Regions from separate parts of the Homo sapiens genome. Here region 2 is linked to region 1. The links are chromatin loops, found by intact Hi-C in ENCODE. Cell type or tissue: PC-9. All regions are shown on one strand.

What was found. A loop is a pair of places that touch in the nucleus more often than their neighbours do. Peaks named below come from ENCODE experiments on the same cell type or tissue, not always from the same donor. Only the 100,000 strongest peaks of a DNase experiment are listed, where the experiment ranks them.
Region 2: it touches region 1 in a loop (4-fold over the local background); 2 of 110 quality-filtered maps call a loop at or near these places.

Annotation. Positions count from the first base shown.
Region 1 is chr13:27,053,026-27,055,525 of GRCh38, reverse strand. LOC105370124 (a long non-coding RNA gene) reads left to right here. Exons shown (of 2, transcript XR_941767.3): 1 at 1-30. Among named protein-coding and RNA genes, the nearest start is that of USP12-AS1, 71 kb to the left of the region's middle. In PC-9, no CTCF peak of the experiment used is centred here; DNase peaks (open chromatin) are centred at 765, 1,145 and 1,815; H3K27ac peaks cover 2,500 bases.
Region 2 is chr13:27,151,259-27,153,758 of GRCh38, reverse strand. All of the region lies in intron 1 of USP12 (ubiquitin specific peptidase 12), which reads left to right. All of the region lies in intron 1 of USP12-AS1 (USP12 antisense RNA 1), which reads right to left. Among named protein-coding and RNA genes, the nearest start is that of USP12, 19 kb to the left of the region's middle. In PC-9, no CTCF peak of the experiment used is centred here; no DNase peak of the experiment used is centred here.

The sequences.
Region 1 (2,500 bases):
TTCTAATCCCCAAGGGCCCTTTTTATCCAGGTAAGGAGTCTGGATTTTCCTAAAATGGACATAGGGAACTTTTGAGGAATGTTAATGACTGATTTCTCACGATGACATTTTGGTAAGGTCATTTCAGTGGCAGCGGAGGAGGTAGATTGGAGAGGAGAGCCTGACTGGAAGAGAAAGACCCCTGAGAAGGTAGTAGGAATCCCATTGAGAAGGGACAGGAACCTGGACAAGGTGAAGGCACTGGGGTTGGAGGTGGGGGCTCGGGACTCCAGGTACTGAGGGCAGTCTAGGGCGTGGTGGAGAGTTTGCCATGGAAGTAAGCAGGAGGGAGTCTGCTCTTAACCACAAAAGTTGATGTTCTGCAGGGCTCTGTTCTAGGCAGTTTGCTTTGTTTAGACTCTTCTGAAACAACCATGTCTGCTCCCATGGCTTCAGTTATCATCGGATAACAGTGCCTACCAAACCTTTATCTCTAGCCCAGATCTCCCAGGTCCCAGGCCTGTGTCTCCAGCTGTGTCCCCTGTGCAGTTTTACCCAGTTATGACACAGACACCCCAGACTCAACTTGCTCTACCTACTTCCTGCCCCAACACTGACCTTCCTGCAGCTTCCCTCACCCTGCACGGTGCCATCATCCACCCATGTGCACCTGTCATTGGCTGGAAACCTTCCTTCAGTCCTTCATCTTCCTCCTGCACAGACATTCAGACATTGAGCAAGTTCTGTTAGTAGGACTGGCTCTGCAAACTCTCCTGAACCTGTCTTACCTCTCGTCCATTGCCCTGGTGAGGCTAGTCACCTGGGCCTCCTGCTCAACCTTTCTGCCTGCAGGCTTGGCCTTTACAAACACATTCTCACAGTGAAATTTGAGGGCTCTTTTTAAAGTGTACACATTTATTGAATAGATGCTGAAAGAACTCTCTGGCTTAAGACACTGCAGTGACTCCATGTTCCTCTGAGCAAAATCCATTTTCTTTAACCAGGTCCCTGAGAGCTCAGCTCCTAAACACCTCTGTCACTCTGTCTCTTGGTCTCTCTGTCTCGTCTCTCTCAGGCACACACACCCTCACCCTGTCTACAATCTGGGCATCTGCCATACTGACTCAGTCCCTGGAATGCATTGTGCATGAGCCCTCTCCCTGCTAAACCATGTGCATGTGTCATTTCTCCTGCCTGGAAAGCTCCCACCCCACCCCAACTTCTTACTTTGAAAACCCAGCCATCCTTCAGGTTTCAGCTTATGTCGCCACCTCAGGAAGTCTTTCCTGATTCCCTCCTGAGTGTTTCCACAGCCCCAGCACTTCCTCCGTCCCAGCACCTCCACACTGAGATGTGACTGCCTGTTGACCCGGCTGCCAGCTCATGACCTCACACCACCACCAGCAGACAGCCTCCCTACCTCAGTGGATTCCGCATTGTGAGGGCAGGGCTGTGAGCAATGTGTGCATCTTGTCTGCATGTGCCTAAGGAATAGCAAATGAATACATGAACGAGTGGGTAACTGGACTTCTCATTTCTGGCTTGGGTGACTAGTTAATAGCACCTACACCTAGAGAACAGGGGAGGATGAATTCCTATTGGGGAATGGTAATGTTTGATCTTGAACTTAGTGAGCTCCTGCTGGATTGAGTCCCTGGAAGGCAATGTGCGTGAGCCTTCTCCCCACTGAACATGTGCACGTGTCATTTCTCCTGCCTGGAGCACTCCCACCCCACCCCAACTTCTTAGTTTCAAAACCCAGCCATCCTTCAGGTTTCAGCTTATGTCTCAAGCTTCAGCTTATCTCCTGCTGGAGATGCCCAGCAGGTGGTTAGACACGTGGAGCAAGAGTTCAGGGAGGGCAGCGCTAACCATGGGCTTGGGAGTCATTAGTGTGGCATTGCTATTTGAAACCATTAATTTAGAAGAGGAAGTGTGTGTAGATTAAGGTGTACAGGGGGCCCTGATGGTGTCCTGGGGAACACGGAGGAGGTGCAAGTAGGAAACCCACAAGGCAGACAGAAAAGGCAGCAGGGAGAGACCCGGAAGAGAGTAGCCCACAGGGTCAGATGATGGACAGCCACGCAGGATAAGGATAAAAACATGTCCCTTGGATTTGACAATGAGGTCACAGTTGATCTGGGGGTGGGGGTGCGAAGCGCAAGCTAGATTGCAGAGATGTGACTGCGTGGGCAAGAGGAAATGGAGGGCTGGGCTGACCACTCCTTCCAGGAGCTGCCTGGGAAGGGGAGCAGGGAGCAAGTGAAGGGAGGGAAGGCAGGGAGTTGCAGCCCTTTGCACATTCCATGTTTGTAGGGTCTGGTATTTAAATTTTATTTTACAGTCCCTGTCATTGCTTTTTTCTCCCTGGTGTGGTAGAAACATCTCATTAGAGATAATTTAGAACACACAAGATATAAAGAAAAAAAATGCAACTGTAATTAACTCAGACAGCCAGTGCTGACATGCTGGTAAATTTCCCTCGAGTGTGTGTGTCCGGGTGTCCCCAGCCCTCCGTCCT
Region 2 (2,500 bases), 98 kb before region 1:
GCTAGGTGAACTGTTAGGTATGAGTGGTTCTTACTTTTAAGGAAGATACGTCTTTTTGGGGAAATGAGACTTAAATTCACATCCAGCAGAACAGTATCAGAAAAGTGGGTGTGTGAGCTCCATGAGGGTGACTTGTGGAAGGGGAAAGGTTGAACATTTCATTCTCAAGTACTAAAAGGATCTGTAACTCTAATGTACCGATTAATGGATGATAGCACAGCTTTTTATTGTTATGGAAGTGACGTTTCCACTCTTGTCATTCCCATTTTTGGAGTTTATTGTTACTAGATTTCATAGAACCTATTTGAAACTAGAAAATATTTCTATTTCATTACTTTATATGTTTTTGTATGCATATGTATATATGTTTTATCTAAAAAACAAAATTGAAGACTTTAAAAGTGAATTTGAGTTTTGGACACTAAGCTTTATTTATTTACTTATTTTTTTTTGAGACGGAGTCTCACTCTGTTGCCCAGGCTGGAGTGCAGTGGCACGATCTTGGCTCACTGCAACCTCTGCCTCAGCCTCCCAAGTAGCTGGTATTACAGGTGCCTGCCACCACACCTGGCTAATTTTTGTATTTTTTAGTAGAGACAGGGTTTCGCCATGTTGGCCAGGCTAGTCTTGAACTCCTGACCTTAGGTGATCAGCCTGCCTCAGCCTCTCAGAGTACTGGGATTACAGGTGTGAGCCACCATGCCCGGCCAGGACACTAAGCTTTAAATGTTGAATGTAAACAATTAATCAAAAAAGACTCCAAGTTGACATACATATTCTATTTTCTTTTCTTTCTTTCTTTTTTTTTTTTTTTTTTGAGACGGAGTCTCGCTCTGTCACCCAGGCTGGAGTGCAGTGGTGCGATATCCACTCACTGCAAGCTCCGCCTCCCAGGTTCACGCCATTGTCCTGCCTCAGCCTCCTGAGTAGCTGGGACTACAGGCGCCCGCCACCACGCCTGGCTAATTTTTTGTATTTTTAGTAGAGACGGGGTTTCACCGTGTTAACCAGGATGGTCTCTATCTCCTGACCTCGTGATCCACCCGCCTCGGCCTCCCAAAGTGCTGGGATTACAAGCGGGAGCCACCACGCCCGGCACATATTCTTTTTTCTTAAAACAGCTTTATTGAGATATAATTCACATACCATGCAATTCACTCATTTAAAGTGTACAATTTAGTGGCTTTTAGAGTTTTGCATTTATCACCACAGTCAGTTTTAATCATCTTGAACGATACTTTATACCCTTTAGCTATTCTTTTTCTCCTCCTTCTTTCCTTTCCCTCCCCCTTCCAGCCCTAGGCAACCACTGATTTACTTTATGTGTTTATATAATTATCTGCTTTGGACTTTGGTATGTGGAATCATAGAGTATATGGTCTTTGGGACTGGCTGCTTTTACTTTGCGTGTTTTCAAGGTTCATTTATGTTGTAACATGTATCAGTACTGCATTGCTTTTAATGGACAAATATTGTTCCATTGTGTGGATATACTACATTTTGTTTATTTGTTCGTTGATGGACATTTGGGCCATTTCTACCTTATGGGTATTATGAATAATACTATTGTAAACATTGGGGGTGCAAGCTTTTTATGGACATATGTTTTGTTTTCTCATGTGTCTGTACTTTGGAGTGGAATTGTGGTTTAATCTTTTGAGGATCTACCAGACTGTTTTCCAGAGATGGACCATTTTATGTTCCTGCCAACAGTGTATGGCTGTTCCCATTTCTCTGCATCCCCATTGGTACTTGTTATCTGACTTTCTGACTGTAGCCATTCCATTTTGGGTGTGAGGTGGTATCTCATTTCATTGTGGTTTTGATTTGCATTTCTCTGATGAGTAATGATGTTGAGCACCTCTTTAGGTACTTATTGGCCATTTGTGTATCTTCTGTGGAAAAATATCTATTCGCATTCTTTGGCTGTTCTTTGAGTTGTCTTTTAATTGTTGTGAGTTTTTTGTTGTTTTGTTTTTGTTTTTTCAAGACAGGATCTTGCTGTGTTACTCAGGCTGGAGTGTAGTGACATGATCATCCCTTGCAACTCCTGGTCTCAAGTCATCCTCCCACCTCAGCCTCTGGAGTAGCTAGGAGTACAGGTGCATGCCTCTATGCCTGGCTAATTTTTTACTTTTTGTAGAGATGGGTTCTTGCTGTGTTTTGCCCAGGCTGGTCTTGAACTCCTGGCCCTCGGGATCCTCTTGCCTAGTCCTCCGAAAGCACTGGGATTACAGGCATTAGCCACCCTGCCTGGCCCTGGTGTAAGAGTTCTTTGTATATTCTGGATACAAGTTTCTTGTTAGTTACCTTATTTGCTAATATTTCCTCCCATTCTATGGGTTGTCTATTCATTTTCTTGATGGTGCCATTTGAAGCACAAAATTTAATTTTGATTTTGATGAAGTCTAATTTATCTAATTTTTTTTCTCTTTTCCTTTTTTTTGGGAGACAGAATCTTGCTTTGTCGCTGAATCTTGGCTCACGGCAACCTCCACCT